2 separate regions of the Mus musculus genome follow, and region 1 is linked to region 2. Evidence: chromatin loops called from intact Hi-C (ENCODE). Cell type or tissue: heart. All regions are shown on one strand. Each heading gives the region's core, and the rest is flanking DNA. Links, peaks and the distances in the headings are about the cores only. Region 1 holds the start of Cdrt4 (CMT1A duplicated region transcript 4). Region 2 has its middle 23 kb from the start of Cdrt4os1.

What was found. Peaks named below come from ENCODE experiments on the same cell type or tissue, not always from the same donor. Only the 100,000 strongest peaks of a DNase experiment are listed, where the experiment ranks them.
Region 1: it touches region 2 in a loop (2.0-fold over the local background); 1 of 42 quality-filtered maps calls a loop at or near these places.

Annotation. Positions count from the first base shown.
Region 1 is chr11:62,946,991-62,952,367 of GRCm38, forward strand. Cdrt4 (CMT1A duplicated region transcript 4) reads left to right here and starts at 4,203. Exons shown (of 2, transcript NM_025496.1): 1 at 4,203-4,391. The coding sequence starts at 4,304. It overlaps Cdrt4os2 (a long non-coding RNA gene), which reads right to left and starts at 4,389. Exons shown (of 2, transcript XR_388729.3): 1 at 3,765-4,389; 2 at 1,808-3,603. In heart, for the core only: no CTCF peak of the experiment used is centred there; a DNase peak (open chromatin) is centred at 2,751.
Region 2 is chr11:63,024,515-63,029,891 of GRCm38, forward strand. No RefSeq gene overlaps it. Among named protein-coding and RNA genes, the nearest start is that of Cdrt4os1, 23 kb to the left of the region's middle. In heart, for the core only: no CTCF peak of the experiment used is centred there; DNase peaks (open chromatin) are centred at 1,077, 2,317 and 4,777; H3K27ac peaks cover 1,444 bases.

The sequences.
Region 1 (5,377 bases), core at 70-5,069, 78 kb before region 2:
CTTAAGTCTAAGTGGTTAGTTTGAGGTATTCATTCCCTTGATGTTGATGGTCTGGTAGAATTGGTATCTCTTACTGATGCCTCTAACTCCAGCATAGGTTCCCAAAGTTGGTTTCTGTGCATCTTGATAGTTGATTCTGTTCCTGTCTTTAGTTCAGGAAATGCTTACACACTGACTGTAGACTGGAAGGCTCGGGATGAGGAGAGGGAAAGCACTGTGCTGCTTCAGGGGACATTAGGCTCACTTGTGAGCGGCAGAAAACCTGGCTCTCATGGAAGTATCCATCCGCCTATGGTCCAGCGTGAGACTGGCTGGCCCTCGATGTATGGTACAAATGACACCAGCTTCGGCCATTGGGCCTGCATTTCATAAGTGAGAAAGGAAAAGACAACACAAGGCACCCTTGCCCCTGCCTTTAGGAACCTTCCTGAGAGTCGATTCTCACTCACATTTCCATGCTAGATTTTAGTTGTAGGTGGAGGGAGGTGTTTCTGATGCTCTGATCAGAAATCTGTGTGTGAACTTTGAAGGTCCTGTTCCCCAGCTGGTTCTTAATTAATTCATAAAGATGCTAGCAGCCAATGGGTGGAATAGGTGGGACTTTCAGTTTCCCCCACAGGCAGGCTAGCAGATGCAGGGAGGAGAAAAATTTCTCAGCAATTCAGAGAGAGGAGCAGCCACTGCCCATGTGAGCTTTAGGGCAGAGTGGTCATTGGTCACTTCCCTGACTAGGCCTGGGGTAGCAGGCAGGTTATTAGAAACATAATTAAGGGCTGGGGAGATGGCTCAGTGGTTAAGAGCAGCGACTGCTCTTCCAGAGGTCCTGAGTTCATGGTGGCTCACAATCATCTGTAATAGGGAGCCGATGCCCTCTTCTGATGTGTCTGAAGATAGCTACAGTATACTCATATACATAAAATAAAATGAATCTTTTAAAAACAGAAAGGAAGATAATTAAACTGGGAGCAGATTTAGTGGGGCTAAACAAGGAGAAGGTAACTGGGCAAGTAAGTAAAGGTCAGAATTCGAGGTGCTGGGCTGGGAGTGAAAAGAAGGCTGAGATAGCTGAGGAAGGCTTAGAAGAGCCTGGCTATTGAGCTAAAGCATATTAAAATAAGTTAATTCGTGTGTGTGTTTTATCCATGGATCTGAGGGAAGCTGGGCAGGACTGGTAGCATGGTCCACCCAGAGCTTAAAGCAGGGTAGCCAAAACTACACACTACATTGTAGGGATAATGTACTGTGTGTGAAGACACATCTCTATCTTTCTTTGCCTGCCTAAGGCACCCTCTGATTGGATAAAATAAAAAGCTGATGGCCTATAGCAAAGGCAGAAGTAGAAGGTGGGAATTCTGGGAAGAGATAGAAATTCTGGGAAAGAGTCAAGGGCACGAGACTCACCACCTGGACTCCAAGGAAGTCGGATGTATGAAACTGAGAGAGGTAACCAGCCATGTGGCCGAACGTAGATAGTATAAATGGGTTAAAATAAGTTACAAGCTAGTTGGGAACAAGCCTAACTTAAGGACTAAGCATTCGTTTATTAATAAATAACCCTCTGTGTTTATTATTCAGGAGTTGGGGGTGGGGTGGGGCTTAGAAAAGCACCAACAGTTACTCTTAGTTTTAAGCCAGCTGGTGAGGTCCATCTGGGTGTTGTCTTTATTCCAGGTAGCTCTTGAACTCAGCTATAACCAGTCTCCTGCTCTTGGATATTGGGTGCTCAAGACTTAAAGTATTCCCAAGAAAAGGCTGTGAAACAGTTGTGGGATTTATGTAAAATAACCAAGCAACAACGGGGGAAATCTATAGAAAAAAATTGTATTTTTTTCACATCTTCCAAACTTTGTATGAAATCTTGGGACAGCTGTGGACCTTCACAAGGGTGCTGGGAATTGAACCCTGGTCCTCTGCAAGAACACCAATCACCCCTAACCACCAAGCCATCTCTCCAGCCCTCATGTAAAGCTTTGGAAATATGTCTAGGGTCATTCTACTGTTTACATCATATGAGAGTTTGATTGTGTTAAGTTTAAAAGTGCTAAATAAAGCCTCTTGTGATCAATTTTAAAGTGTTTTTGAGTAGATAATGAATATACTCAATTCCTACTTAAGTAGGAATTGTTTGTTGGATAATGAGTAAGTGACCCATGGACAAATATTCACAAGTAACAGTACTTTATGAAGACAGCCTGACAGTATGAGAGCGGTTAGTCTCCTATGGTGCCCAACTTGCAAGTTTAACTGTATCACTAACTGTAGAAAAGAGCAGTGCTAAGCTGGCTGAACACTGCAGATCCTAAGTGCTTGGGAACAAGGAGGGTTTGGGATTTGGGATTTCTGACTTGGAAGTATTTGCATGCATCATGAGGTCTTGGGAATGAGTCTAAGCACAAAGTATGACTGTCCATATACATTGTATGAGGACAGCCTAAAGATAATTCTGTATATCTGCATTTTGACTGCATTTTAACTTTTCACATGAAGTCATGAGTCAAGTTCTCTCCTTGTAACATGTCTTCTCTCAAGAAGTTTCAAGTTTGGGAGCATTTCAAACTTCGGGTTAAGGATGGTCCACCTGTCTTAGTCACTCTTCTATTGCTGTGAAGAGACACCATTATAGGCAACTCTTATAAAAGAAAGGAGGCACCCAAAAGCCTCAGTAGAAGCATGTGGTGAGGCCACATACACAGCATCTGACTTGTGGGGAATTTGCTGCCCACAGAGGAAGGAAAAATGCATCTCCCTGCAGCCAGCAGCCAAAGGCCAGGCAAGCCCTGTGGGAGGCAAACAACTCAGGCTACAGATTTTCTTTTCTTGGTTTGGAGTCTGGCCAGGAGTGACATAGACATGGACCAGCTGAGTGTCATGGCCTCCTAAAGTACTTTGTGCATGGGCAGGCATCTCTCTAGCCTCTCCAGTGGTCTGTCTGTCCTAGGTCCTGTGCCATCTCACATGATCAGTATCTATACTATACTATACTATACTATACTATACTATACTATACTATCTATACTATACAAGCAACTGAGCGTCCTTTACTCTACAGGAGGCTTATGGATAGGGAGTTTGGAAGTTTTGGGGAATCCTATGACAGTTACCTCCCCATCTGTTGTACTTCCAACCAGATCTGTGCTAGACACAGGGATGCCCACCAACTTCCCCAGCCTGGCTGGCTCAACACAAATCCCGCCCTACCCAAAATCTGAGCCTCCCTGCACCTCTTCACATACACCTTCTCACAGGATTCGTACTTCCTCAATGCGAAAAGGGAGGAGCCTGTTAGAAACACTGAGTGAAGACACTCGAGGCTGGAAAGAAGGAGCTCGGTGAATCTGTGGTGTAGCTGATTCAGGCAAAAGCTGATGAAAGAGAAGGCACCACCACTGAGGAGGGACTAGAATCTAGAGGGAGGCAAGAATCCCAGCAGGTAAACAGAATAATCATAAGAGCTCTGCCTGGGCTTTGAGTTGGAGAAGCCAGCATTAGAAAATGGTGATGGTTCTGAGGAAGGCCAGGTACTTGCTTTGCAGACAGATCACGTGCTTGTTTGAGTCTCAGAAGTGCAGCTTCAGATCCCTTCTGGACAAGTTGAGGGTAAGCCTGAGAGCAGAGGAAAAGAAACATGGTCCCATCAAGAAACATTTGACATAAAATTGTGACTAGGGTTAGAGGATTAAAAGCAGAGCTCTCCAGTCTGTCTCCTAAGTGCCGTCCAATGTCTTTGAAGATAAAAATTCTCTCTCCAATTTCTCCCAAAGTACCTTGTTAATGCAACCAATTCTTTGTTTCCACTGCAGGTCTTGGAGCCAGACTATCATGTAGGGTGTGGCTGGGGAGAGGACCTAGTCATATGCACCATTATTGGCTTTCTAGTTGATCTTGGCACAAAGGATTTGAACTCCTGGACTCACTTGTCTTCAGAACTGGTCAGGTCTGGTTCAGAGTAATTTTGTTGGAAGTGAGATTCAAGCCGGTATCTTCTTCATTCTCTGAGTCTGAACACCCCGAATGAGGTCATTTATGCAGAGTGCCTGGTCTTGGACTCTCTGTCTAGGTCAAGGATGGGTTGCCCTAACATTCACCTTTAATGACTATGTCTTCGGCCAGTGAGCTCCCTGAGGAGAAGATTCAGGGCAGGGAAACCTGACAACTGCTGATGTCACAATGCCTCTACTCACCGTGACAGATGCCTGGCTACTGAACCACCTCAGGGGAGCAGCAAGACCATGGCTGACTGCAACAGACAGAGGACAACAAGGGATCTGGGACCTAGAGTTCAGGGGGCTGCAGGATACCAAAAATGATCTCTAGGCCAGAAAGCAGCCTCTCTGGGCTAGAAAGTAGCCAAGAGGTCCAGAAAAAGACGTGGAACCCCAGGAATTATTCAGGTACCATTGATGGGTCCCCTCCTTCCAAGTCAGACACTTGTGTTGACAAAGAGGGAAGGCTAGTCAGGAAGTCAAAGGTACACACCCAAACTCTATGGGTCATGCCCTTTTCAGGACAGTTCTTCCACTTGGTTAAAGGAGTTCAAGATCACAGTTCACATCACCTGTCACCTGAGACTATCCAACACACACTAATGTTTAAGGTCTACCCCTGGGTGTTTTGCCTGTATGTACATGTGAGGATGTCAGATCCCCTGGAACTAGAGTTATAGACAGTTGTAAACTGCTTCAGGGATGCTGAGAATCGAACCCGGGTCCTCTGAAAGAACAGCTAGTGCCCTTAATCACTGAGCCATCTCTCCAGCCTGAGGCTTACAGTTTATAACGATGGCCAAATGAGAGCCAAGTGTGGTGGTACACACCTTTGATCCTGCACTTGGAGTCAGACACAGCCGATCTCTCAGTTTGAAGTCAGTTTGATCTATATAGGGAAATCTAGGCCAGTCAGGGCTATACAACAGACTTTGTCACAAAAACAAAATGTCCAAATGACTGTCCTATATAGTCAGGGTTAACAATGTCATGTAAATATAAGTACATACCAAACCACACAAAAGCATCTATGTATGTATGTATTCCATGGAGGCTGGAGGTAAGGGCTTTTATCATTTAAAAAATATATTTTCTACTCATTTTAAAGTTTTTACTATTATACAAAGAAATGGGTTTATAATAGTGCTTTCATACACATACACATCTATATTTATATCTGTACATTTATATTTATATTGATACCTCATTATATTTTATTGTTCTTTGGAAGGGCATATACTAAGATATCCCACAGATGCATAACTAAGTCTTAACAAAATGGAGAACCTCCAAAATGTCCAATCAGGCCTAGCTCATGTCTTTATTACTAAGTATCTATAAGGTTAGACATGGTGCTATACATCTGTATGCCCAATACTCTGGAGGCAGAGACA
Region 2 (5,377 bases), core at 295-5,294:
AAGTGGCCTGAGAGTTCAGAGCTGGTCCTATGGGCTCTGGGGGTGGGCAGAGAATGCTGCTGCTGGATTTCTCATTTTCAGCCCTCTTCAATCCAATTTCAAGGCATGCCTTCCTGAAACAGAGATATTTCTTTTGCCTGGAATCTAAAGGGAGATCCATAGCATCCCACTGATGGCATTGGATGCCTCTTCTGTTTGAATTTATTGTTTTATGTCTCTTCTACTGGCTTTGGTATAAAATATATGCACTAACTTAGTAATTTTTAAAGGACAGTTCAGTGGCATGGAATACATTCAGATTATACAATCAGGTCCCACCTGAGCGCCTAAACAGTGCCTACTGTCTCATTGACTGAAGAACTACTATCCAGCTTGTTATTCTGGGGCTCTGAGAAACTTAGAAACCAACCTTCAATCAGATGTGACAACTTGTCTCCTGACATCTGGTCCCCAAGCTTTTTTCTTCTCAGTCTGACTCCCCCACCCAACCCACATTCATACTGCAGGGAGACCCCAGGCCATGTCTAGGCTGTGGAAGCCCTCAGCCTCTGGGTAGCAGCTATTTTGCACTCCCTGCTCAGCTTAGGTGGGCACATTCAAGAAGGTGCTTTGCTATTTCATAGGAAAGTTTACAGGACCTTGTAAAGATTACCAGGAGCAGAAATGCCCCTGGTGTTGTAGGCAGACAGATCTAAGGTCAGATCTAACAGCATGTGAGACACGAGCTGTGTTTTCTGACCTCATTCCTCTTTGGTAGACTGGGGATCAAATCCTCAAGTTAGTTATATTCAGAGTGAGACGAGTTATCCATGGAATAAAATACAACTGACTCTAGAAAATCATCTCCATGCAGACAGAGGCTCGAGCTCTTGACCTACATGTCAGCATCCCCCTCAACTTCTACCATGTAACAGGTTTCTATTTGCTCAATAGAACCAACCCATTCTTCTGCAATCATTACATGTGAACCCACTCAACAGTCCATGTTTTATATGTCAGAAACTGTTCAGCAGTAATCCTGACCAAGATCCAGACAGCTGGCAAATTGGAAGCAATCATTATCCATCCAGCCAATGTTTATCACACTGCATATTTGCACAGAACAAGAGGCTTTGGGTGTTGTTTATATTATAGTCTACGAGTATTTATGTGACAGCCTACGATTATGCAACTTCTTACAAGGACAAGATGAAATCCAGAGTAGTCTGTGTGTGAGGAAGCAGTGAGCCCTGAGGAATACAGACTTCCCAGAGGCTGAAAGGCACCCTGGGAGGGGCCTCCTCTTAAGGCATAGCGAGCCATATACGATGACGATGACGCTACCTCTAACTGTTGGAAGAGAAGGTGATTTTGTGTAGGCATTCTTTCAGTCCGCACCTCCTCCCTTTCATGTGTTGTGTGAAGAGGACAGCTAAGCCCCACAACATTGCTCTAACACATCTCCCTAGGAAGTTAGCTTTGAGAAGAGTTTTATTAGGAAAGAAAGAATAAGGAGACCCATTAGACCCTGAGCACAGGAACAAAGTGAGGAGAGGCACCTGGAAGAAGGTAGGACAGAGAAAACGGTGACCTGAGAACACACTATTGCTGTCCAGGCAATAGACTATGATTTGATTCTTCATACGTGACTGGTCTTCATGGCTGATGCCCTGTGAGGCATTAACCTGCATTCACTAAATAAAAAAAGAAATCAGAGAACTCTGGCCCAAATTCATCAGATGAGAGAAGCTAGCTGATGCTTGTCATCAAAACGTAATAATGAGAAGATTCAATCAGCTCTTACGGAAGAATCTTACAGAAGGATGCAAATAGAGTCATTCCAGTTGGGGGCAAATGATTCAGTTGACCAGACTCAGAGTGCCTGATGTGTCAAGGGATATAGGGTTATAAGAGTAGGCCTACTCAAAAGACCCATAGCACCTTTCAAGGAACTTCTGTGTTACTTTCAAGGACCCTAGGGCATAGTGGCCAGGAGAATTTTGTGGAGCTGAACCCAGAATGGTGAGAATTAGCCTTGCTGACTAGTGACAGGTGTGCTAGTGGGCCATTGCTATATCAGAAGGGTTCTGGGGGACTTGTCTGTCAGTTGCATCTCTTCCCTGCTCTCCTCTCCATGGCTGGATGAATACAGACAGACTTTCTAGATGCTATTCGGGCCACCCATCTCTGGCTACAGCACAGCTCTCCTTGGCTGGGACACAGTTCTGAGCATGAGTCACACTGTCGTGCTGGGTTGACACTTCCTCTCTAGCCAAGGGCGAGCCGAGCCACTTCACCCTGAAGTCTACTTTAGTTCAAGCACTCTAGCACGTTACCAGCAGATCTTACTGCCGAGAGCCATCCAGATAAAGTACCCTTTGCCCAGTACTAGATGCAAAGGAGCACGAGGCACTGCCAGTGCAGACTTAGGGAGCTGAGTCAGTGTTACGCCATCCTCCCTGAGCCCAGGGACACAGCCGCCAGGAGATGTCCTTGGCAACAGCCACTTTGACAGTTTTCTGGGAGAGATGACACTGTTTTAGCCACCACAGCCAGGACACTCCTTGATTTTGGGCATCAGCCCAGTCATCCAGATTCCAATGGCTCCCTTAGCTTCTTTCTTCTCTGTTAACAGATTTTTCTGAAAACAGATAGATATACCCAAGCCATCCACACCTGGTCCTCTCGATGTGTGTTCATGAAGCAGCATAAATGGCTAATTATCTCAGCATACACTGTGTTCTAGCTATTTGCTGCTACACTTAGCCCCCAGCTTCTTCTTTCCAGGGAACATGGGCATATGAAAAGCTACCCCAGAGATTGGTCTGGTAAAGCATGGATCTGGCCCAGGTAACTCTTTCTGTGGCTCTAGTTATTATGCATGTGTCTGTGCCCCTCTCCTTGCCCCTGAGTCCAGCTGACACTTTCTGGATTTGTCTGTTTGATAGCAGTGTGCTATCCTGGAATCCTTTTAGTTCACGGGAGTAACATTTTTCTCATCCCTTCTCCTCATGCTCTGGCATTTATATGCTGGGCCTCCTCTGATGTTCAACATGTTGACCAAGATGTGATGGGGCATCTGCTGGCCAGGAGACAAGTGTCCATCCCCATACTTCAGAGATGCTCATGCAATGCCAACTGCATACGACATGTCTTCTGCTCTGGGCTCTCATATGAAAATGAGAGGTTAGCATGGTCTCGGGGCACTAAAGAAGGCTGAGGTCACTCTGAGTTAGCATCCTGCTGGGTGGGGCAGGGGTAGGGATGACAATGGAAAACAAAGAGTTAACATCTCCCCTGTGCTCAGTCTTTGCTAGGCATTGCCTGTGGCTCAGGAGCCTGTTCCCTCTACCCATAACCTCATCTCTCAAGAGAGTTAATATCAAACAAAAGCGGGGATAGCGGAGTGTCTTCCACCTCAAATTTACCAACCACACACTCTGTTTAAGAGCCCCAACTATCACCCATGCTCACTAGGCACCAAGTGCTGCTGTCCCCAGGGCCTCACTGTCTCCTCTTGTTACTGCCTGCCCACTCCTGTCCATCATGCCTTCTTGCCCCAGAGTTTGTCCAGAGCTTCTCTTCTCCCCTGTCCTCCTGCATCCTCTGTGGTCCTGCCAGAGTTACCGGCCTAGAGCAGGTTAAGCGTGGGCACTGCAGTGTGTCACCAGCAAAAACTGTCCCTATTAGCAATCTATCTGCAAGGGAAAAGGCCAGACTGGAATGCTGTGTAGGCTGTCCAGTCTAGCCTCACCTCTGAGCACCCTTCCCCCATGGAACAATAACAGCACACACTCAAGGCCTTCTAGGGCATTTCTCAGCCCATTCTCAACTGCACAGTACCCAGCCCTCCCTCATTCTCCAGGTGATCTCTGCTTGTCCTCCAAGTGCCAGCACCACACCTTTACTCCCCAAAACCCTGTACCGACGGCCTCAGAATTCAAGTGTTTCTCCTTTGAGACTACTTACTGTGTGTGGCTCATGAGCACATACAATGGCTATCCAAATCATGCCCAGTGTATATCTCATACAGAAACTCTGCATGTGATCACAACTTATTTTTATATTCCCAGCTGGTGCAAAGTGCCTGCCATTTACCGGAGGAATTATTTTTATTAAGTAAGCTAGGCTACAGGAAAAAAATAAAAGACTAAATTCAGCAGAAAGTTCAGAGGTGGTGGGATGCGTGGCTGCTGAAAGGGTAGGTGGCGGCCAAATGTTCTCAGAATTTTGGATGCCTCAGGTAAATACAGCTTTGGAAATGCAAGGAATAAAGGAGGCGGGGTGGGTGCGTTTCTCCACCCCTAAACTTTTTGTTGGTGTCTGAGAACTCAGAAATGTAACTGCGCTCTGCCTAAACAAAGCCCTGACTTTGTTTTCTATGAGTGAGGGGGAAGGCTCTGGGTGGGTGTGCAGAGTGCCAACAATGGCTGTTCTCACCCATACTTTTGATCCTAGCTAGTTCAATTTGGCCATCAAGGGGAGTCCCAGCCCCTGTCACCATGAGTTATCTATAGAGAGAAGAGTTACTCCAGAGACAAAGAGCACAGAGTGTGCCAACTCCTGCTAGCTTCTGAGTCTTCCCTTGGAATTGTTTCCTGTAAACATGCAAAAAAAAAAAAAAAATTAAATAGGTGCCTGCTCTGTGTTGGGAAGGAAGGTAGGAGGTATCTGAGGAGGACTAAAATATGGTTCCTCCTTCACCGAATTCTCAGCCAAGGGAGAATGGGAACATAGAAAGATAATCCTAGCAGAATGCAGCAGGCCACTGAGGGGTCATGGGAACAGAAGAGAGGGTAAGCCAGTTCTCTAGGGCCCGGATCAGAGGCACAGAACAAAACCCTCAAGTCAACCGTGACTCAGGGAAATCAGAACTGTAATTTCTCTTGCAAGAAAAACATATCCAGAAGTGGGCAATTCAGGCTGGTCTGGTGGATGACTCCTGGTATCAGGTTACCAGAACATAGGGCTGCACATGTCTTTCTCACCACCCAGCCCTTGACCTCTGAAGCTCTGCTGAACCTCCTCATTCCAGGCAACAAAGGGGACAGAACCCCCTCTCACCCACCCTGTAGCTGTGTCAGCAGCCTTCATTCCAGGAAGTCCCACATGGTGTTCCTGCTCTTGTCTCAGTGGTCACATCTCTGTTTCCAGGCCATTCCTAAGGTCGAAGAGGTCAAAAGGACCCAGGTCAGCAGTAGGCTCAGCTAAAAGTCAAGGTTCTTCTCCCAGGGAAGGAAAGCAGAGTACGTGACTTTCCTTTCACTATGATAGATGCAGCTTGTGGATGGGAGAGTCCTATTGGTTCACGGGGTTAGAGGGTGAAGCCCGTTGTGTGAGCATAACGTGGTAGCCAGAGTGGGATAGTCTGTAGCCGAAGCTTGTGGTGCAACATCTC